2 separate regions of the Homo sapiens genome follow, and region 2 is linked to region 1. A link is a loop called in an ENCODE intact Hi-C map of the cell type or tissue named here. Cell type or tissue: Caco-2. All regions are shown on one strand. Each heading gives the region's core, and the rest is flanking DNA. Links, peaks and the distances in the headings are about the cores only. Region 1 has its middle 13 kb from the start of OLFML2B. Region 2 overlaps ATF6 (activating transcription factor 6).

The links. Hi-C counts contacts between places; a loop is a spot of excess contacts. Peaks named below come from ENCODE experiments on the same cell type or tissue, not always from the same donor. Only the 100,000 strongest peaks of a DNase experiment are listed, where the experiment ranks them.
Region 2: it touches region 1 in a loop (8-fold over the local background); 10 of 110 quality-filtered maps call a loop at or near these places.

Annotation. Positions count from the first base shown.
Region 1 is chr1:162,030,518-162,042,668 of GRCh38, reverse strand. No RefSeq gene overlaps it. Among named protein-coding and RNA genes, the nearest start is that of OLFML2B, 13 kb to the right of the region's middle. In Caco-2, for the core only: no CTCF peak of the experiment used is centred there; a DNase peak (open chromatin) is centred at 5,528.
Region 2 is chr1:161,898,911-161,911,061 of GRCh38, reverse strand. All of the region lies in intron 14 of ATF6 (activating transcription factor 6), which reads right to left. Among named protein-coding and RNA genes, the nearest start is that of OLFML2B, 120 kb to the left of the region's middle. In Caco-2, for the core only: a CTCF peak has its summit at 5,590; a DNase peak (open chromatin) is centred at 5,591.

The DNA.
Region 1 (12,151 bases), core at 1,951-9,950:
TTGAGCGATTTTTCTTTTGGTGATGAGCCACATTTTTTTTTTTTTTTGCTTTTTTATATGTTTAGTAATTTTTTATTAGATGCTGGACATTTTGAATATTACACTGTTGGTGGTGTTTTAATGTTTTCCTTTAAAGAAAGTTTAATTTTATTTTGAGAGGCAGTTAAGTTACTTGCAGACTAACTTGATCATTTTGAGACTTGTTTGAAAGCTTTTCTAGGGTGGACCTTGGATAGGTTCTACTCAGTGGTATTGAGAGGCTTTTTTCTTCCTGACACCAACCAGTTCTGACACCAATGAGGTGTCCTGCAATTCAATTCAACGCCAACACCAACTACCTGGAGTTGGCATCAGACTCCACAGGTTTAAGGGCTCACTCCACAAAATTGTTCTTACTTTAGATGCTTCTCAATTATTGGGTCCCCAGGTTACCCCCATTCTGCCCAAAATGAGTGCAAAGTTGGAAGTTCCCACAATCCCCCCTGTTTCATGTTTGATAATTTTCTAAATGACTCACAGAATTCAGAAAAGTGCTTTGCTTACTATTACTGATTTATGATAAAGGATACAACTCAGAAACAGCCTATGGAAGAGATGCATAGCGCAGGGTATGAGGGGAGGGGGACTCAGAGCATCCATTCCCTCCCAGTGCCTTGATGTGTTCAACAACCTGGAAGCTGTCCAAACCTTGTCATTTGGGGATTTTTATGGAGGTTCTGTTACTAGGGCATGATTAATTGAATCACTGGCCATTAGTGATTGACTTAATATTTCTAGCCCTGTTTCTCATCCTCCCCACCTTCCACTGCCACACACAACCCCCAGGTTGAGCGGTGGGGTGGAAAATTCCAAGCTTTATCTTTCTGGTGACTATCCCCCATCCTGAAGCTATCTAGTGGCCTGCCAAGAGTTGCCTTGTTAGAACAAAAGACACTCCTATCACCCTTATCATTCTGAAAATGCCAGGATTTTTAGGAGTACTGCGTCCCCGTGACCAGGGACAAAGACTATATATCTTCCTACAATACCTGTGGTATTATACCTGGTAAGTGCTCAACAATCAGCTCTCTGGGGTGGGGGTGGTTGAAACAACTGTAAATTGTAGTATATGCTGATTTACTTGGCGTAAATATTCTGTAATAGCTGATTTCCAGCTACCAATGTATGTCATTGAAGTTGAGACAAGAGATATACACAATTGGCTCTCACAAACTAGTGCAAGCCAACTTCAACACACCACTGCCTTTACTGTGGCCTGGCTGAGCCCTAATACTTCATGAAGCATAACCATTTTGGGGTCTCTACTGAATGCATGACTGTTGAAAGAGGCCTCTCTACTCTGAATGGTCAGAAATCGAACATCTTATCCATCCTGTGTGAGCTCATGTTAATCGCTTATGTTAGATCTCTCTGGTAATTGTTCCTTCTCTCATAATTTTATTTGTACACCTGTCATGGAGTTTCATTCTACATATGTACAGCTTAGTGTTCAGTCCAGGGTTCAAGACAAAACCTTATGCCCATTTCTGAACCTATCTCACTCCCTTCTTCCTGATACTGTACCTTGAATATTCAAGCTGCCTTGGCCTCCCTGAACTCTGATCTCTGTCTCCTTAACTCAGTTAGGAAGATGCCACAATCTTCCTGGGTTTCCCCTCCCTGCATCACACTCCAGAAAGTTCCTCCAGGCAGAAAACTGTGCTAATCTTAAGTCTCACCTTGTTTGTTTCCTTTCTCTGAGGGCTCATGGTCTTGGGCTACCTGTTGTGCAATGTCTGAAACTTGTTTCATGTCTTTTGTCTTGTCTTCTGGTTGTCTGCAGTGGGGTGGAAGTCTGTTAGCAGTTACTCCATTGCAGCCAGAAGAGGGAGTCCTCCTCAGTTTCCATTTAAGTAAAGCCAATTCTTTTCTTATAGGAAGATATCCCATTTCTGATTTTATATTTTCCTTTTACTAAGGAGGAACTTACCTTATTTCTGTTTTCATAGAAACCATCAGCTTGCTACTCTTTTACCTACCATGCTACTCCTTCCTCTACTGCTAGTAAATGGATTGCCCACACACCCTGGAAAAAGCCTGGTGGTCGCAGCATTCTGAAAGAGCACCGTGCACCTGGCTCACCCTCTCTGAGCAACAGAAGTTTGATTGCTACACTCTGGTGGGGCCCATTGGATCTAGAATGATCCATAACACTATCTGGAGGAGTTTCTCTCCTCAGGAAACTATAAAAATGTTATAAGGACTAATTGAAAGTAACTGAATGCACATCAACAAATGAGTCTAAAGTAGAATTGGTTATATCTAGTTAAGCATAAAATAAATACTGAACATTTGATTCTTTTATATTAACTTCAAATTCTCCCTTATGAGGTAAGTGGGAAAAAATCTGTAACTGCACAGGCCTAAGAGGTTATGTCTGTTCTGGTACAATCTGGATTTCCCTTTTCTTGCATTATTGAGGCTTGGCCAATCGTCTTCAAGTGACCTATGCTGCTCTTGCTCCATACGAGTCTGTGCTGGGAGGGAGTCATCTATTCATCAGTGACTTTCTTACCTTACACATGACCATTTTTTAGCCTCTGTCTGAAATCACTTTTATCATTTGAACGTCAAGGTCTTTAACAACGAAAATGATAATAAGATTTTTCTTTCTTACAATATACTCTGCAAAATGCCTCCTGTCTGTTACTTACCATTAGGGAATGGCTTGTCTTTCTGGTGGTATTATGGTATATATCATTTCTTGTGGCCGCTATAACAAATTACTGCACATTTAGTGGCTTAAAACATCAGAAACTTATTCTCTCACAATCTTGGAGGACACAAGTGCAAAATCAGTTTCACTGGACCAAAATCAAGGTGTTAAAGGGGCTGCAGTCCTTTTAGAGGCTCTAGGAGAAAATCTGTTCCTTGCCTTGGGGACGTATTACTCCTGTTTTCAAGGCCAGCATCTTCAAACCTCTGTCTGCTCCTTCTTCATGTTGCTTTCTCTTTTGTGTGTATCAAATGTCCCTCTAACTCTCTCCTATAAGGACATTTGTGATGACAATTAGGGTCCACCTACACAAGCCAGAATAAGCTCCTCATTTCAAGATCCTTAATCACATCTGCAATGACTCTTTTTCAAAATAAGGAAACATTTACAGGTTCCAGAGATTAGGATTTGGTTATCTTTTTGTGTGGGGATGGGGCAGGGAGGTTGGAGGAAGCAGTCTGCAGCCCACCACACAGGGGTTCTGCTCCATGTCTACATGCATCTCCTCAATGACTGTTGACTTCTGTGAGACAAGTCTTCTGTTCATGCTGTGGCACTTTGAGGGTAGCAACTAAAGAAAGAAAAATCCAGAAAAAAATGAACTGTGTAGAAATGTGGGTGCTATGGAGCCCCCGTGTAGGTCCCTGTGTAACACTGTTAAATTACATACCATTTCTGTCTGTAGAAACTAAGGGTTTTTCTTTTCAGCCATTTCAGGCCCACTTTAGTCAAGGCATCCCTATGTTGGTAAGAAGCACAGTGACATACTCCAGAGACTCTTCAGACAGCACTACCATCTCTATTTGTTACATGATCTTCATTTATTCTAGAAGTGTTCTGCACAGTTAGCCTCAAGAGAACCCAGATCAGCAAGGCAGTGCCCACAGCCACCATTAGTCACCTGAGAGTTTCAGTGAGGAAGAAAAATTAAAAAAGCAAAAAGAGAGATTCTGGGGCACAGATAGATAGTAAGAGATGAAAAAATAATAAAAGAGGAAAAATAAAAGAAATAGCTCCATCTGGAGGGGAACAGTTAACCAATAAATGACTATACATTTAATGAGCAACTATAATACAATATAATGTACTAGAGCAGAAAGAAAGAAAATAAGTATGACATCATCCTTGCCGTCAGAGAGCCTTTAATGTAGTAAGACAGAAGTATACACATCTAACTATAATACAAGATATATTAATACAAGGATCATGCAAAAGGGTCAAAATGATGTGGAAATTTATTTTTTTAGAAAGTGGGGTCTTGCTATGTTGCTCAGACTAGATTCAAACTCCTGGGCTCAAGCAGTCCTCCTGCCTCAGCCTCCTGAGTGGCTAGGACAACAGGCATGCACTACCACACCTGGCTGCTGTGGGAACTTAAAGGAAGTCCACAGCCAGCTTAAGAGATCACGGAAGGTTTCACAAAGGAGACAGTGTGTGAGTGACACCTAGAACTAGTAGCAGAAGGAAGATAAGAACTCACACAACTCTGTGCCTGAGTCCTGTACAAATCCATGGTCTGTAACTTCAGCTGAGCAAGCTTTCAGCACAGGGCATGCCGACTCCAGGTCCTTACAATTTCTCTTTCATTCCCCCAGAGCAACTATTTTAGAACTCCCTCACTCTCCTCAAGCTCTACCCCACCACTTCTTTCTAATTATCAACAGAAAACCGTTAGCAAGAACATTTTCAACAGCTTTCATACATCTGTGAGTCAAACTGCATCATCTACATCCCACCCTACTTCTCCCCTGGCTCAGGGAAGAGGTGTTCCTCTTCCTGTGTGAGGTGGGTGGATGACCATCCCACCCATGCTTGGAATTACTCCTCCTCCCCCCTTGTAAGGGACTTTGCTCTGCTTGTCATTCCCTCTTTCTTATATGAAATGGTGAAGAGAGCAGGTTCGAAGTGGAATGGCTTGGGTTCCCATCTTAGTTCTACTTCTCTCTAGCTATTACATGAATAAATTTTCTCTCTGGGCCTTGGTTTCCCTATCTGTAAAATGGCATCTACTTTGTAAGGTTGTTGAGAGGATCAAATGAGCTATTCCTGTAAAACAGAGTTGAATCTCTGGCCCATAGAAGGTGTTCAGTAGGTGCCAGTATTTATCTTTCACCTCTCGTCAGTGGGCCCTTTAATCTCTGCCTCTAATCATGCTCAAATCACATCTGTCTATGGAAATAAAAATCCCTCTCTGGATTATCTCCTCTACCATTTGTTCTTCCTCTCCACTTCTCTTATGGGCTCTTTCGTTCCACTTCTCTTCATAACCAAAACTCTTGAAAGAATGGTCCATGCAGATGGAAGCTGTAACCTGAGTTTCAAGAAAGCCTGGAGCATGATTGGAGAGCACAGGGATAGTGGAAAGTGGGTAGCCCAGGTCCAAGTCACGGGCAAGCTGAGGTGTTGGACTTTATCCAGAAGGCCGTGCCGAGCTGTTGACTTCTGGCAAAGAAGTGGTGCAGTCAGAACTGTTCTTTAAGAATATTAACCTGGTAGCGATGTGTAGGTAAGAGCTCTTAGAAAATTGTTGCACTGGGAAAGGTGAACTTACGAGCTATAAAGGGGTGAAATACATAAAATCAACACTAATCGAACTGAGAGTCCTTGGCGAGGGATGAGGTATGGGAAAAGAGACAGAAGAAATCATGATGAGTGTGAGGTTTCCAGCCTGGTGGCTGCCTTCATTCAGACAGGGGAGTGAGAGGGAGGAGGAGAAGCTAGTTTGGGGATGGAAATGATGAGCTCAGACTGGGACTTGCTGGGTTTGAAGAATGACACCAGACACCAGGTGTCACTATACTCCCAGTCTGAAAATTGCAAAGCAGCCACTGCGCTACCAATCTTTTTTTTTTTCTTTTCTTTTTTTTTTTTTTTTTTGACAGAGTCTCGCTCTGTCTCCCAGGCTGGAGTGCAGTGGTGCGATCTCGGCTCACTGCAACCTCCGCCTCCTGGGTTCAAGCGATTCTTCTGCCTCACCCTCCCAAGTAGCTGGGATTATGTGCGTGCCACCACGTCCAGCTAATTTTTGTATTTTAATAAGGACAGGGTTTCACCAGGTTGGCCAGGCTGGTCTCGAACTCCTGAACTCAGGTGATCCACCCACCTCAGCCTCCCAAAGTGCTGGGATCACAGGTGTGAGCCACTGTGCCTGGCCTATCAAAGAATCTTAAAAGGCTGTGCAGATGGCAATCTCTAGGCAAGGCTCCTGTCCTGACTTCCTCTCATCTGCAGGGCTGGCACAGAAACTCCACATGAATTAGAGACTCTAGGTGTGTTAGAAATCCCACAGTGCTGATGGCTCCCTAGGAGCTCAATGCCCTGAAGGACTACTTCTTCAGGCCTTTAAGGATTTTGACCTTGGGGAAATAAGGTCTTAAGCCAAGAGTCACAAACTCATATGCCTTCTGGTAGTTATCGTAGGTAATATTATCAGGAGAGGGGAAGTCTGTGCAAACTAGAGTGCATGCCCAACCTAAAGACATTCAAATTCACAAATTAAAAACAAAGAGATCACTGTGCTGGCCTAACTAAATACATCTGCATCCAACCACTTTGCAATTTATGCCAAACTACTCACTCAAGGAATATGTTGACATCAAAGCCTTGAATGCTTAGGAGATGTAAAAGGAAGGGGGAGATATTAGAAAGAGGATAAATTGAGCCTTGACCAATTAACTCTCCTGAAGACAGTTTGTTTCTCTCCCTGTTTGTGTCCCAAATGCCCTAGAGCTAGGACACTGTGCTGGAGGCTCAGGGAGGCCATGGTCCTGCTGTGTCCTGCAGGAACCAGAAAACATTGGAGCATATTATCTGACTCAGTAATCCCCAAACTTTAGGCATTTGTGAAGGTCCTCACCCTCACCATGTTTGCCTTATCATCTGGACTGACTTTTCTATAAATAGAGCCTAAATCAATTCCCCTTTATATTTGTATGCATCCTAAATGTGTGAGTTTGAGTTACGTTTTTCTTAACACCCTTTAAAATGAAAAACATAGTCATTAAAATTAAAAGTGAATATCTGGACACCACCTAAAATAGTCTCAAGTACCCCCAGAAGTATGCATGTCATATGCTGGAAAGCACTGGTTCAAGTCCCTCACTTCACAGATGGAAAGGTTAAGGGAACCTGAATATAGTTTGGTGTTCGAAAGCACTGGCTCTGAATAAATAAGCCCTCGGTTCCAATCCAGACTCTGTGGCTTTGTCTAACTGCTTACACTTTCCGAGTTTCTGTTTTCTCATCTCTAACATAGGGGAAACTGCACCTGTCTCCCAGCAATGCTTGGAGAATTAGTGAGATTGCATGGAAAGCACTCAAGAAGTGGAGCTGTGGTGAATGTTCTATCACTACTGAGCTTGTTCCCATCCCAGAGTGAGCCAGGGGCAGGTCTGGAACCAGGACTGTTTCTCCTGCCACCTGGGCCAGGACACGTGCTCCACAGGAAGTGATTCACCACTTCAGAACGGACCAGCCAGATTCTCTTGGCAGTGAGCCCTGGGGCAGCCCTCCTGCTTCCCACTCCTCTCCCACTCACCTTTGAGGTATAGGCTGCCCACAATGGCTATGCAATTACCATGTTATAATTTATGCAAACACAAGATGTACAGGTGTTGAGAAATGTGGCATGAAAAGCACCAAATGTCTATCCTTCTTACACCTCAAATGTTCAACATTTTCTACAGCGACTGATGGCCTTATGAAAACATACAGAACAGCCATTTTCTGTGGATAGCTACATTTAAGACAGCTGTGTTCTAGAACACACTACAAAGGACCAATAAATCAAGCTGCTTGGCTTTACCCAAGAATTCAGAATTTTAGGGCTAAAAGGGACCACCCTGAAAATCACTCAGTCCAACCAGTTGTTTCGGCAAATAGACAAAACTGGGGCTCATGACTTCCTAGAGAGGTCAATTACTTCCCAAGTACACAGAGCTGGTGTGGTAGCTCTGGGACACCTCACTCCGTGACTGCATCTGTGATTGGTTGGTTAAAGCTGTTCGTTCCACTTTGCATGTAAGTGGTTGGAGAGCCTTAAGCATGGAATTCTATAATGAGATAAGGCATGTGGGTGAAGGGCTGAAGTCAGATTTTAAAAAGCTAAATGTTCCAGGATAGAGTGTGATGGATGGCATGAACTTGCAATCACACAGACCTGGGACCAAAGCTACCTTGCTACTTACTAGCTGTACATTCTTGTCCTTGAGCAAGTTAGTCCAGCTGTCTGCCTCCATTTCCTTATCTACGAGCTAAGGGTAACAACATCTACACTGCAGGATGGTTATGAGGATGACATTACATGCTTGTACAGGGCTATACAAAGTACTTGTGTTGGTCCATTTTCTGTTGCTGTGACAGAATACAACAGACTAGGCAATTTAAAAAGAAAAGGAGTTTATTTGCCTTGCTATTCTGGAAGTTGGGAAGTCCAAGAGCATGGCACCAACATCTAGTGATGGTCATCCCATGGTAGAAAGGCAGAAAGTGGAAGTCAGTGCAAGAGACAGAGAGAGCACAGGAAAAGAGAGCCAGAGGAAGCTCACTTTTATAACAGAGCCACTCCCTTGATAATGAACCCACTCCAGCGATAGCTACATTAATCCATTCATGAGGACAGAGGGATTAACTTTCCACATGAAGTTTTGGGGACTGACATTCAAACCATAGCAGTGTTCAAATCCTCATTAATCCTAAGGGATACAAATCATATTGTAGGGTTCCCTGGAGTTAAGCAAAAGCCGTGTGGTTCTGGGCATACATTTCAAGGTCAATAAGAAGTGGAGCTAAAACACCAAAAAGCTCCTGGGAAGAAATGGAGAGCTTGAATAGCACATGCTTTTTCGGGAACCACATACATCACTTCATGTAACACAGCCCTAAATTGTGAGAGAAGTAAGGAAGAGAGAATAAGAGGAAAGGAGGGTGAAATCAAAGTGTTGAAGGAAGATGAGAGTTGAGGGGGGCTCCCAAGATTCACTGGAACAGCTTGAGTTGGGTTTTCAGAAGGAAGAAAGTAATTTTTTAGAGAAAGGAGAATAAGAAATGTCAGCAGGAGTTGGAACTCTGGGGCGGTGCCGCCCTCTCTCAATCGTGTTGCTGCTATTTTAGGAGTCTCTTTGGATGGCAGCGTTGGCTCTCAGAGCACATAACCAGGTTTCCTCCTGTCTAAAGTGAGGCGTCCCTTGGGTCTCTACTCAGGACTCAGCATCAGGCCAGGGATGCCTGTGCCAGCCTCGCTCTGCTCACTGCCTTGCGTCAGGCGGTGCTGTCTGTCCTCCAGAGAAAGTCCTCCCCACTCTCTGGGTTTCCAGGCAGCAACTCCCTGGGCAGCTGCAGCCACCAGATATGCCTGGCTGCCCTGCCAACAAAAGCAAGGAAGGGGCTGGCAGTTGGCTCCACAGACCCATCTCTGAGAACACCTCAGGAATCACCCAAGCTTCAGCAAGTTATCTGCTTAAAGTTCAGTCCCTGCAACAAAGCAAACCCCCAAAAAGGGTGGGGTGGGGAGAACCTCAGCTACTTAAATCACAATCACTAGATGGAAGGAACAGAGAGTCAAAAATAATAAAGTTTCCTTTTTCAAATACGAAAACAGAGGTGCAGACAGAGGTCCTAATCAGTTCACCTGGTGAGTCTGAAATGGGCATGATTATAATTATCTCTATCTAATAAACGATTACTATTTTAAAATTCATTCAACATTCAACATGTATTTGTGAATGGGGCAAGCAACGGGTTGGACATTTTTACATACATCTCTTATCTCCACAACAACCTAGTACTGTTAGAATACTACGGCTTAGAAAAAAACAACTTGCCCAAGATTCCCCACCATATGAGTTGCAGCATTGAGATTTGAACCTGGGTCTGTGGTTTTGAAGCCCCCATAAAGCTGAGACTAGACTCATCTCTCTTGCTCCCAAGTAAGACTTCACCTTCATATTAGCGTCCAAGTTTCCCCTCGATGCTAAATCTAAGATTTACCCTTTGTTAAGCCTTCTGTGATCTTTACATTCTTTGTTATTTTCAGCCTTCCAATTGAGGGTTGGGGTTTCATTTCTAAAGGGATAAAGAAAGGAACATGTGGTTAGCAGTAAGCACCAGTAAGCAGAGGTGAATATTTTTATGATCCCCACCTTAGTATTAAGAAACTGAGGCTCACAGAGATGAAGTGACTTGCCCAAGGTCAACAGCAGTTATGGTGGAGCCAGAATTCCACAGCCAGTCTGTCTAACCCTACATCCCAGACTCTGTCATGGCTCTAGGCTGCCTGACAAGGCTAAAATTGTTACATTCATGTACCCCAAAGAATGGAGGGGTGCATGAATGTAATTTAATTTCATATTCAAATGTATGAATGTATGGATGAGCAAGTGTATTGACTAAATATTTTCAGTGATTAATCTACCAAGTGAAATATCTATAGCAAGCTGAGGTCTGCATGTATACACACCAGGTTAAATTTACCATTTAGTCTGTTGGCTGTAGGATGGTGAGACATCACATCTGGATTAGAACAAGCCAAGCAGGAGGAGGAAAAAAATATCACCTGGAGAGAGAGGCACACAGAGGAGTTGCTTCTGCCATTCCTGGATACTAAGTTGGGTTGTCTCTTACGGGGAGATACTTTTCTATAAGATGATTAATTTATGCTAAATAAGTACATCTTCAGAAGTAGAAGGAGGCAGAGAGCCAGCCAGCAATGGAATAGGAGAGAGTGGACATCCATTGATTTGTCTGGTCTAGCAGCTCCTCCCTAGAAACTGCCCCTCTTTCCACTTTGTTTCTACCAAGTGACCTGTCCCCCTGCCCCCCGCCTTAGTTGATTAGTTCAGGATTGGGCATCTGACCCATTTTAGAGCAAGGCCTTCCCTGGGCATTTGGAATTGGGCCTGAGAAGGAAAACTAACCACACTCAATATTCAAGTAACTCTGACCGGGCACCTTCAGTCTACTGTGTGGACCAGAGATGTCCTAGGTTCAAATGAGCCTCTGATGACCCCAGTGACATTAGAGCCCTTGGGTTTTGTGAGACACTCCTACATCCTTATAATAAAGTCTCCTTTACCCCCAACACCTTTTTTCCTTTAATCTATATAAAGTTGCTTGTAACTTACAAGCAGGAATCTAAACTAACATCCTTCCCCTCTCTCACCTCCATATCCAGAAAGTCACCAAGTCCCACTAATTCCACCTTTTTGGTATATCTCATACCCACCCCTTTCTCTTCACCTCCATGCTACTGCCTTTATCAAAGCCTCCCCATCCGTGCCTGGATTTCTACAACAGCCTCCAAATAGCTCTCCCTACTTCAGCCTGACTCTCCCATTCATTCTCTGTGCCACTGCCAGGGCCACCTACTAGAGTTCACTCCCTTGCTTACCAGAATTCTCATAGCCTTTGGCTTGAACTCCAAACTCCACAGCACATACACAAGCCTCGTGTGATCTGGCCCTCCACTCTAACTGCTCGCTGCATCCCCTCTCTCCCTCTGCTGTGACCCCTGTGTTCCACCTGAGCTTGCATTTCCCAGTAACTCATCACCGTTTTCTAGTCTCTAGACTTCTACTTGGCACACTCCTCTCCCAGCCTTTTCTCAACCAGCTTCTATTCATCCCTGCTGATCAGGAATAAATATGAGCCCTTAGACATCAATTCTAAGTCTAAGAGGTGGTAATGCATGGGCCAGGTCTTCCTTTTCTCTACTTCTGCCTCTCTGGGGTTGTCCCATAAACAAGGCCTTTTGACTTCTCAGTGTCTTCCACTGCTACTTTTCTAGCAAAACCAGCTCTCAGGAAGGGGCCTGTTATTTACTCTCTGGTATAGATTTAAGGCAATGAATCACCTCTTCCAGGAGTATCTGCATGTGGAGATTCATCACTGAAGGCAGAACTCATTAGCCCTAGTAAAGGGCTATCAGGCTTCTGTGAGAATGCAGGGGAGGTGTGTGAGTGCCCTGAAAAAGCACACCACACGGACACTACATCATGTGTAGGAGCTGCCCTGAGCACGGCGGTCTCTTAGAACCAGGAGAGAGGGAGAGAGAGAGAGATCATGGTGTGTAGAAAGCAATGGGCTGTATGCAATGTTCCTGACCTGTCCCAGGACAGTGTTCAGTGGTTGCCAGACATGCCTTGCATGATTCTCAGGGGCCCCATTCACAGGGACTATGATATGAATGGTATCCCCTAGAGTTGTGCCATGTAGCAGCCCTGGAAAATTCCTTGGAAAGGCAGAATCTCTGCCTACCTATCCCTCCTTTAGTCACCACCAATTATAGAGGGCAAGGGAGCTTCCCTTTGAGTCAGAGCAATGACCCACTCAGCACAGGACTCTGGCTCAGGCAGAGCCATTCCAGGAGGCCAAGTGGTCTGCAGGCAGGGAATTGCAGTC
Region 2 (12,151 bases), core at 2,151-10,150, 130 kb after region 1:
TGAAGTGTGATTATCAGCAAAACTAAGAAAAAAATCTAAAAAGTGAAAAACAAATTGAAATTGATATACATGAACAGAACTGTGTAGAAAACATTTCCAGTAACTGCTTGTATTTTGTGTAATTCAAGGCAACATTTCCATGAGAACATGTTTTTAAAAATTGGGGAGGAGAGAGAAGATGAGTAAATTCTGTTAGAATTCCAGCATTGCAGCAAGGGAATTTTTTGTTTTGTTTTTTTAAGTGCATTGTTAGACACAAAGATCACACATTTCTGATTAAGATAACATTATAACCAAGAAAAAACAGAATTTGCTGATCTTCAAGCCATGAAAGTTATACATAGCTTAATTCCTATCATTAAAATACTGCTTCAGGGTCTCTAAATTGAATGTGAAAACAAACCAAAAAACTTGCAAGCCCCAAATTAAGGCTATTGTAAAAATAAACAAACTTAGATTCCACTGGTCATGGGTTAAGGTCAGGCTCAGACTTAATTCTGAGTTTCCTGCTAAGATACAGATGCCATACTAATTGTTGTTTTTAAACATGATCTTCTGAACACAATGTCTCCTACTTTTTCTTTTCACTAAATTTCTAACAAACTAGTTACTTTTGCAGCAGAAAGCTAAAAACTAGGTATGATTTATGAAAAAGAAGAATCATATCTTGCATGCATACGAATTATTACAGTTAACCTGCCTTGTCTCTAATTATTAAAGGTTTGCAAACTGGGGTAACAGTTTTTAAGTACTTGTTTACCAAGAGGCCCAAAAATCAGACTGCAGGGAACCAAAGCTGGTATACTACCAACTCTAACAGTACATATCTTATAATAAAAATAAGTGTCTATATAATATATACATTTTATCTATCTTATCTATATATCTGGGACAATGTAGTTAACTTCATTGAATATTTACCTCCACTTCCTCAAAATAAATGTTTCTTGAACCTCACAACAATGAATCCTGAATCATTACTTTCTCTCTGTGTTCATCTTACTCTTTTTCAGATCATTAGTACTGTGAGTCACATTTTCAGAAACAAAGGAGCTGTAATCACTCAATAAATATTTACTGGCCTCTTACTGTCTTTTCTTTTTTTTGAGATGGAGTCTTGCTCTGTCACCCAAGCTGGAGTGCAGTGGCACGATCTCCATTCACTGCAAGCTCCGCCTCCCGGGTTCATGCCATTCTCCTGCCTCAGCCTGCAGAGTAGCTGGGACTACAGGCGCCCGCCACCATGCCCGGCTAATTTTTTGTATTTTTAGTAGAGACGGGGTTTCACCATGTTAGCCAGGATGGTCTTGATCTCCTGACCTCGTGATCTGCCCGCCTCGGCCTCCCAAAGTGCTGGGATTACAGGTGTGAGCCTCTGTGACCGGCCCTTACTGTTCACTTAAAAAAAATTTACTGAGCACAGTGTCCTGTCATGTATTCAGCACTGTGCTACAGAGGATATTTTCTTTTAAAGAATATAAATCCAAGTTTTTATTTTGTTGGGGAAACTGAATTGTGGCAGAAACAGCCTTTTTTTTTTTCTTACCCAATATATGCTCTCCTTCCTCTGTAACATTAAAATAGCAACAGGACTTGTGATATTTAGTTGGGCACAAGGCCACCCAGAATAAAGACTATATTTCCTAGCCTCCTTTGCAACCAAATAAGGCTACACGGTCTGGTCAACGGACTGTAAGAAGAAATGGCAACTTCTTCAAGGTGGTAATGGTGGAAGGCTTCCCTCCTCCTTCCCTTTCTCCTTCTTGCTAGCTAGAAGGCAGATATGACTGCCAGAGCTGGAGTAGCCGTCTTTGTTCCATGAGACAGAAGCTGCAAGTTGAGGATTATGGAGCAAGAAGACAGAAGGAGACAGGGATCCCGATGATTAAGTAGCTATCATTAGATCTCTGAAACTTATACATGAGACAGAAATAAACTTATAATTTATCTAAGCCACTATTATTTTGGATTTTCTGTCACTTAAACCTAAACCTAAACCAAATTACTAGTTAAATTATAAATCTGTGAAACAGTTCTAAAGGTATTTGGTCAAGAGGAATCTCCATAATGGTTAATTAAGGACAGGACTGTTATTTTTTAACAGCATAGAAACCATATTTATAATTTAGTCTTCTTGATATTGCACCCCCTTTTACTTAAATACTTATTAAGGAACTAGTGAAGGAAATTCAATTCTGGAGGTAAAATTTGATGAATTTGTATTTCTTTCCCTCCAATTAAATTGTTTAAAATAACCCAACAGTGACAAAAATGAAACTACTTAAAAATAAAAAGGATAGTAGAATAAGAATGTTGCCATAGAAAGAAATATATTTCGGCACTGTCACTCAAAACAATGTCATTAATTTTAAGACATCTTCGAATGGACTCCTGAAATGTCTTTATGAGGCTTTCCGTAGGGCTTAGATACTATAGGATTTCCTCTGGAATGAAATCATGTGGACAAATATTATAATCAATGTATTGTTACTCTTATTCCCAGAAAAAGTTAGAGAAACATGGAGGGGAGGGGGCGGGGAGAAACATCAAAACATTTCACCATGAAAATAAAGCATCAGTTTTCTAATGTTGTGCAATATTGTGCATGAGAAAATATGCTACTTTCATATAGTTCTCCCAATTCCCTCTTCCAAGCAATTTGTTAGAAACCAACAGAATATTAGTGTATAACACAGCCTTCAAAGTTACGTTTCTTGTCTTTTTAAGAAAACAAAAGCATTGGAGACTGGCTTATCAAAAGAAAAGGACCACATTTTGCTCCACTGAAATTAATTATGGTAACTCACAATAAAATTCAGGCCCTACTGAGAGTTATCAAATGTTGATTCTACGTATCTATGTAGAGTACAGACTGATTAAATGACCCTTCCCATTCCCCCTATAAAACTCACTGACTGGTGCCCATAGCACAGGGAACATTCACGACTAGTTGAGTTGTGTCTTTTTTCAAGACTACTTTCATTAATTGTATTAGTATAATTGTGTAATAAAATATTACATAAACTAATAGTGTGAAAAGAGAGCAAAAAGATAAAGGTAAGTTTTAAAATGTTCTCTCCTTGCAAAGCAACCATAAAAATCATAATAGTCTGCCCTCAGATTGCTTAACAAGTACCTTTAAGTTCTTATTCCAATATACAGTAACTGTAACCAAGACTGGAAATTATGGTTGCTGATTTGTGAGTATAGTTTATGCAAGAATGGCAACATGGAACTCTGAAGAGTGGATTTGGACTCAAAGAAAAGAAATTGGCCCTGCATACAAAACTAGCCAATGAGTGCACATTAATATAATCAAATGAAATAAAGATACATATCTTTTTAAAAAATTATTTTAGCCAGTATTGTTTATTAACAGACTATCTACTAGTACCCACTATATAGATAAGATGGCTTCTACTGTATTAGAAAACTCTGGCTCAAGGTTGGAGCCCTTTATCTTTAATAGAAAGGAATGTTATTTCTATCATAATTTCCCCTAGAAATGAATGAAACTCAGGCTGCACTTGTGACACTGAGCAGCTTTCACACAGATCAACACAGACCTCTATTAGGGAAAAAGTTTTGCATAGCAGACCAATAGTAACACCAGCCTCTTAACATTTTATATTTGGCCCATATCCACTGGATTCCAGAGATGGGTTTGGTTTTCCAATATAGGAAACTGTTAAAAGCAGATCAAAAATAAAAATAGCACCTAGCCTTATTTCAAAAACAGCTTTGTATTAAATTTTCTCTAACCTATGTCCCTGTCCTAGAGAGCTTTTGTTTTCTATCACTCTATTTCATAACTTTCAAGCTGTCAAAGAAGTTGAAGAACATATTAACCCTCAAAAATCAGAGCCAAAGCATCAACTAGAAGTAGGCCTTTCAGAGTTATTTATCTAAATTCACATTTTGCACTAGTGTTGTTTTCTAGTAGTTATAGTAATTCCTGATCAAAAACCAAATGTGCTCATTCATTAAAGCAATGGCAATTTGGGAATTTGAAATCATAAAAATATACAGACATACATCATGACATATCCTGAAAATAAAAATTACAAAAAACAAAATTAGGGGTGGTAAAATTAAGTAGAATGTAATCATTTAAAGTCTATTAAAATGTCTACGATACAGGGCTTCTCAGCATAGTAAAAACATAAGCAAAGTATATTAGTCACCCCAAAACTAGAAATAGTTCATATAAATAGCTAATATGAATGCTGTATTTGTGCCACTAATGTATGCAATAAAACTACAGACCCATAAAAGGAAATATAAAGCTTGCATCTGTACCATTAATACGCATGTCAGCCAGAAGAATAAATCAAAACTATTAGTGTACAACAGATGGCCCAAGAATGAGCCAAGGTTTACACTTTGACAAGAGGAAACTTTTGACACTTAATACAAATCTGATAATGCTGGCAAGGTCACCAGAGGAAAAATGAGCTTGAAATCCTAATAAGTACAAATTCAAGTTTTGATTTAAGATATACTTTTCATGTCAAACTCTGTAGGATGTCCCCCACAAACTGCCCAACTAACCCTGCCTCCCCTTTTATTAACACCAAAAAGTATTAGGTTGGACCATAAAAAACTGTCATTTTGGTGAGTCAAATATCAGTAATTTCATAAGGTTCAATCTAAGAGTAATATATGCCTCTCTTTTTAAAAACCAGAATTAATTTTGAGTTTCTTGGTCAAAATGGTTTCTTGTAAATACTTTCCGATAAGACAGTAGCATCCAAAATCATTCTTCTCTTTTCATGAGAGTTTCAGGAAAAAATGTTTCTAAACCAGGTCAGGATTGATCTCCCTAGGGAAAGCTCTTAAACAAAATGTTGGTTACATGCCTTGGACAGGTATAGGACCAGGAAGTCTCTGCCCATGTGCTTCATATTACTTCATTCAATAACTTGAGTTGGCCAGGCGCAGTGGCTCACGCCTATAATCCCAGCACTTTCGGAGGCCGAGGCAGATGGATCATGAGGTCAGGAGATCAAGACCATCATGGCTAACATGGTGAAACCCCGTCTCTAATAAAAATACAAAAAAATTAGCCAGGCGTGGTGGCAGGCGCCTGTGGTCCCAGCTACTCAGGAGGCTGAGGCAGGAGAATGGCGTGAACCTGGGAGGCTGAGCTTGCAGTGAGCCGAGATCGCTGCCACTGCACTCCAGCCTGGGCGACAGGGCGAAACTCCGTCTCAAAAAAAAACAAAAAACAAAAAACAAAACAACAACAACAAAAACACTTGAGTTAATCAAAGTTCAAAACTTTGTTAGCTATAATAGAGAGCCTTTTCAAAAACTGGGAAGTATATGATTTAGGAAAATAAGTTAGGGCCTCTGAAACTTATTAGCAATTGTAATTTGTTGAGTGCCAACAGGACAGCAATCCAAAAAAAAGTCTTCTTAAGGAAAAAGATCAAACACTAAATGCATAAAGAGTTTAACCATTTGGGAGTTTGTCATATATAATGTTTACAAGATGTTTCATTTTAGAAAATTCACTTTACTCAGGACTACTGGTAGGAAGTGAATTTCCTGAAGATTACATTGCCTCCTACAGGTGTGTTACCAAAGCAGACCACAGGGGGTCAGGTAGGAGGCTCTATGACTACAGTAAATTGAGTCAACAAGTTTCCTGAGAAAAGTTATTAGGAAACACTTCTAGCAAAAAGCTAAACATAGATATATAGGAGAATCATTATACTTTTTGTTGAAAAAAAGGAACATATTGGGTTGAGACAAAAAATATATATTTTTTTAACCCAGCAGAATCTCAAAAGTTACCTCAAATGCCACTTGTGTTTGTGTGGATAGCACAGCAGGGTGGGAAGGGAACACAGGGAGATATACTAGCCAACTCTTTCATATCAATGATTCTACAAATTTCTGGAAGGGGAGAAAAAAAGGGGTTTCATGTAATATATATTTCTAAAGTTAACTCTCCTTGCATGAGCCTCAGTGTCTAGCTATTCCTCCAGCCTTCACTCCAGATCTTGATCCTTTTCAAAGCAATTTTGATGTTGGCGTCACATAAAGAAATATGGAGGACTATAAAATGCCCCTAAAGCACATTTTAGGAAAGACTAGTCTTAACAAGGCAAACTACAAAGTGGAATAAGAAATTTTAACCATAATATGCTTTATGTACATCAGTGAACAAATTTTCTCTCAGGATCTTGGGTTAACAAAATAGCCAAACTCAACACTTGCTCGCATTAGAAGCTGAGCTTTATTGCCAGCTGCAATCCTAGTTAAAGATGGAGGTATGATACTATATAAAGCTGTTCCACAATCTAGAAGAGTTCACTTTTCATATCACATAGGGTGTACTTTCTAAAGCCTACCAGTTTTCTTTCATCATAAATAGAACAGTAAGTTCTCAGTTTCCATTCAGTTTTGTGTGTGTGTGTGTGTGTGTGTTTTGTTTTTTTTGTTTTTTGTTTTTTTGTTTTGTTTTGTTTTATACAGTCTCATTCTGTCACCCAGGCTGGAGTACAGTAGCGCAATCTCAGCTCACTGCAAACTCTGCCTCCTGGGTTCAAGTGATTCTTCTGCCTCAGCCTCCTGAGTAGCTAGGATTACATGCACCCGCCACCATGCCCAGCTAATTTTTGTATTTTTAGTAGAGACAGTGCTTCGCTATGTTGGCCAGGCTGGTCTCGAACTCCTGACCTCAGGTGATCCACCCACTTCAGCCTCCCAAAGTGCTGGGATTACAGGCGTGAGTCACCATACCTGGCTTCCATTCAGTTTTAAAGTGCATTTTTAAGGTATGATGCATTTGTAGGAAATACAATTTTTAAATTGTTTGGTCAAGTATTGTTCTAAAAAGGATTTCATTTAAATTTCAGGTGGTAACAGCTTAAAAGTCAAACTGGGGTAAAATAGTATAGAATAGTATAATAGTATTAAGTTCTGTACTAACTATGTATCTTTCAGAAAGCATTTAATCATAGGAAGCTGGGATCAGAAGCAAAAACAGTGCCAATGGTAGGTCCTTCTAAAACAGAAGTTCTTAACAAAAGATACATATCAGAATCACCTGCAGGATTTTATAATATAAATACCCACATTCCTCAACTCTTGAAAAACAATTTCTTACATGGTAAGTCTGAGGTGGGCCAGAATTTTTCACTATTAACAAGTATCCCTGGTGATTCTGATGCAGATAGTTCCAGGACTCTGCATTCACAAACACTGGCCAGAGTGGCACAGACAGAGATTAAAAGGATGGACTCTGGAGCTAGACTGCCTGGGTTTGAATTCTGCTTCCATCACTTAATTTCTAGCTGTAGGATATAGAGCAAGTTCCTTAATCTGTGTCCTCATTTTCTCTTTAGTAAAATAGGGACAGTAACAACACCTATTGCACCGATTGTTTATAAAGATTAGACAAGTTAGTATTTCAACACTTATAAGTGTTCAATAATTTTTTTTTTAAAAAAAGGGACCAAAAAGTTTGAGGAGAGTGAAGTCCCTGAGGAAACGCAACAGTTAAATGCAACTGATATAGGAAATTTAGATTTGTTGTTTAAGTTTATTCCCTCAACCACATAGTTGAGAGCCATTGTTCCACTACTGAATGAAATAAAGGATGACAGGCACACATGACCAATCCAAACTCTTTAGCCTAGAAATGAAATCTCTTTATAATTTGGTCCCTACTGATTTGGTCTCTCTCCATCATGATCTCACTTGTGTTTATTCCTTTTTATAAACATTAGCACTAACTGCCATAGATATTCTCTACCAATTCAACCAGGAAAAGGAGACACCCCTATATTTTATTTCCTTTAATATAAAAGATGACAGGAGAAAAATAATTGAAGCACAAGTATTCAAAGCCTCTACTCTATCCCTGTACCTTTTGTAAAGAGGTAAATTTTTGTTTTTGTAAGTGCTGATTAATTGTGTGTGTGCTAGGGGCAAGGAAGTGGTGGAGAGCAGAGTTGGAAGAAACTAAATTAAATTAAATTAAATTAAAGTTTAATTAAAAGGTATGAGTTATCAGCAGAAAAAAAAGGTCTGGAAGTTGGAAAGATGAAAAGAGGTAGATAAAGAAGGGCGGCCTCAGCTGTGGCCTTTGTAGAGGCACACACCTTTACCTGCTCCCACTTCAGATCTTCATTCAAATGTCAATTTCTCAGTGAGGTCTTTCCTAGCCACCTTAGTTAAATTGTACACACACATTCCCACCAAACACACCTCCTTTCCTTTCTCTGCTTTACTTTTCTCTCTAACACCTATTATATATCGTTACCCTTTATAAATGAGCTCCATGAGCTCCATAACAGCAGACATTTTCATCTGTTTTGTTCATTGGTGAATCCCCAGGATCTACTACAACCTTTCATATAGTAGGTAACCACAAACGATTTATAATGTAAACTAGCTAAAGGAGAGCTATTATAATAGATTTTTAACTAGTTTTTTCCCTAAGGAGGCAAGAATCTCTAAGACCCTTTCAGGTCAAACTATTTTCAAGCCTTTTTGCACTTTGTTGAAATTTACTCTGTTGGTGAAAAAGCAAAGCCAAACTGCTAGGCCTTAGTATAAATCTATGTAGTGGCACCAAGCTAGTCTAGCAGTCACTGTATTCTTCACCGCCACATACAGTAACAATGAATCAGCCAACAAATGAATAAATGAATAAAATATTTTAAAGCCAATTTCAGTTTAGAATATCCTTGTTGAAGCAGTAAAAATTATTAACATTCTCTGTGATGAAAGGGCAAGAACATAAAAAACTGTTTTGCTGCCTACTGAAGCATAATGGCTATCTCAAGAAAAAGCACTTGGGTGAATGATTTACAAGCTGAACAACCCACTTTTTTCAATACCACTTTTACTTGAAATAATGGCGAATTATTGTTATTCAGGCAAGGGTAACCCATTAAGCACTTTTTAAAAATGCAGTAAGCCTGATATTTCAAAGAAAATACTTGACAGTATTTGCAAATTATAAAATTTGGGATTTTGAGTGAAAATCCGAATTTCGGAAACCATGTATCTACCACCATGAGTATGACCTTCTTGATGTGATTCGTGGTGATATTAATGAATGTGATTTTTTGACATTGTATAATGAAATATGTTCATATTTAGAAGATCTGCCTAACTCTTAGTGAACCAGTATCTTCCAAATGAGCAGTGAATGATGTTACAAAATCATGCATGGGTACAAGTTCCATTCAAACTGCAAGATAGATCAATGGATTTTTAATGTTACAGAGGGTAAAAGTATCACTGATATGGCTTTAGATTCTATAGTGCAACTAATCTTTAAAGAAATTACCACTTGCTGAGTTTTTATGTAGTATCAAAACAATAATTCACAATTATTTGAAAAGGCTATTAAAGTACTCCTTCCCTTTGCAACTACTTACCTGCATGAGGGTAGATTTTCTTCATATATTTCAACTAAAACAATATATTGCAACAGACTGAATACAGAAATATATAAGAATCTTGTTATCTTCCATTAAATCACATATTAAAAATCTGCAAAACTGTAAAACAGTGCTACTCTTCTCACTAATTTTTTTTTTTTTTGCTTTGGGAGATATAATTATTTTCCATTAAAAATGTTATTTAAAATTTTAATTGTTTTTTTTTTCAAATAAAACATTAAATATTTTAAACATTTCTTAATTTTTATTTCTACTAATGGCTAATGATATTGAGCACATTTTTATGTGCTATTGGCCATTTGTATATCTTCCTTTGGAGCAATGTCTACTCAAGGGTTGAAAAACTAACTGGTTGGGTACTATACTCATTATTGGGTGATGGGATCATTCATACCCTAAACCTCAGCATCACCCAATATGCCAATGTAACAAATCTGCACATCTACCCCAAATCTAAAATAAAAGTTGAAATTATAAAAAAAGACTAGCCTTAAAAATTACTTCCAATAAATACATACAAATATTTCATATGTATGACAGACAGAAATATCTGCTTTATTATAGATAAGAATAATGTTTGTTGCTTAATACGACAGAAGAATGTGTAAGTGGGTAACACAGTGATCTATCTACTATAATTTTATATGTCATATGTCATATGTTTACATAACACCATAATGATGTTACTAAGATTATACCCAAAAAAGTATTCTCATATACATGTACTATCCTATATTTGAAAATACTTTTTTTAATCAAAGTTTTCATTTTTCAGTTTCACACAGCATTGCTTAATTATCTATTTCAAATGTAAAACTTTTAAATGTTCTTGTGTAACTGAAGATCATTAGTTTTGTACAAAACTTACAGAATGAACATGTCTCAGCTAATGCATAAATGTATGTCATGATGTGTACATATGCAAAGCAAATAATTAGCATACACTATAACATTAAGGAGATACTTTAAATAAACTACTTTAATCAAGCTATTCTGACTTCATTTGTTGTCAATACTTTTAATCCTCTTTCTAAAAGTATAATCAGAAATTATATTCATAAGTAACATTTTATTCTTCCTACCATACTGTTTGGTTTTTAGACTTCTAGTAATATAATGATGTAGAGTTTAAATGCAAAAGATTATATTTGACTTAATGGCTTCTTATTGAAAATGTTAACTCCCAGTTCAGCAGGCTCGTAAAAATTGCTTCCTAAGAGGTCTCTTTTCATGTCATCTGTTAATTATTTTTCATGCCATCTGTTAATTATTTATAAGCAAAAGTTGAGTACTATTCCTCACGTCGTCCATAAATTCTTTAAGCGAAATGACATAAAGGAAACCAGTTTTATGATAGCCTAATTGATATAAATGAGAGTTACGTTCCTACAGCATATTTCTGGCTATAAAAACATCACCAAACTTCTAAATAAAGACCCCAAGCACTTCTAATATTAAATATTGAAATAAATGTGAGCTATACATTTAATAAAAACTAATAAAAACAAGTAAGATAATTTATGCAATTTTTGGTGAATCAGTAAGTGATGGTGGTCGTAGTGATGTAAGTTAAGTCAATAAATGTTTGTGAAGCAAAAGTTATAAGGATGTGGGAGGAAACTGGAGAAAACCTGTGCAGACACATGGAGAAAACGTGAAAATTCCACACAGACAGTGGTCCCAGCTGGGAACTGATTTTTTTTCTCATCAATGTTATATTGAAATGAAGCTAAACAAAATGACATTTTTTGAGAACCTGCTGTGATCTGAGACGTTTCTTCAACTCTGGACGGGTGCCTAATAGAAGCATTGAAGTAAGCTGTGGAATATATAGGTCATAGGTTCAATAACTCTGTGCCTATCCCACAATGTAAAATGTAAAAAAATAGCAGAGAAAAATTTCCACCAATAAATATGCAAGACCCAGAGGAATAAGGCAGTGGAGTTTTGAGTTGACTACACTTACTTTATTTAAACTGTTTAAAATGTATGAAATAATTTTTACATGGAATGTTTTGTCTTTTATATTTACTACCAAATAAGACTTAATAAACTTAAGGGAAATTCTTTTTAATCATTTATCAAATGATCTAAATTTTACACATTTAAGAAACTAACTTTTTAAGTACCAAAATCTGGAAGGGTAAATAAAAACATTATGTTCGTGACCACAGAGAATCGGTTTTGAAAAGCAATTTTCAGGATTCTTCATTCTGATATACTAGACTTATTTCTCCCTAACTCTTGGTTAGAAAAGTAATAGAGAATTACTGAAGCTGTTAATAGGGTGACACAGTTGATTTCAAATGGGCTTGTAGAGTGTAAAGATTCAGTACAAATGTTTGGAATAACTTGCAGCTGTTGCAGGGTGAATAGGCTTAATGACATCCTGGGAATACTGAAGGAGAACTGCCTGGAGTACTTTAAAATATTTATATTATTGTGATATGAAAAAAATGTTTAATTAGAAGCCAGAAAACAGTGTAGAAACTTCATTGGCCTTTGTTTAATTCTGAATCAGATTTGTAGATGTCTCAACATTGTTACATATTCCTGGGTACACTTATCCACATATATCCTCTGTTGTAACAAAGTGCCTCCTCTAATAAGAAAGGGGAGAAACGATTTTCTTTAGTTTCATCCAGGTTTGGTTTAGCTCAATTTAATTCAGAATACTTTAGAATTTTACCATATGCAAAACACCATAATGGAAAAAGGGTGAATAA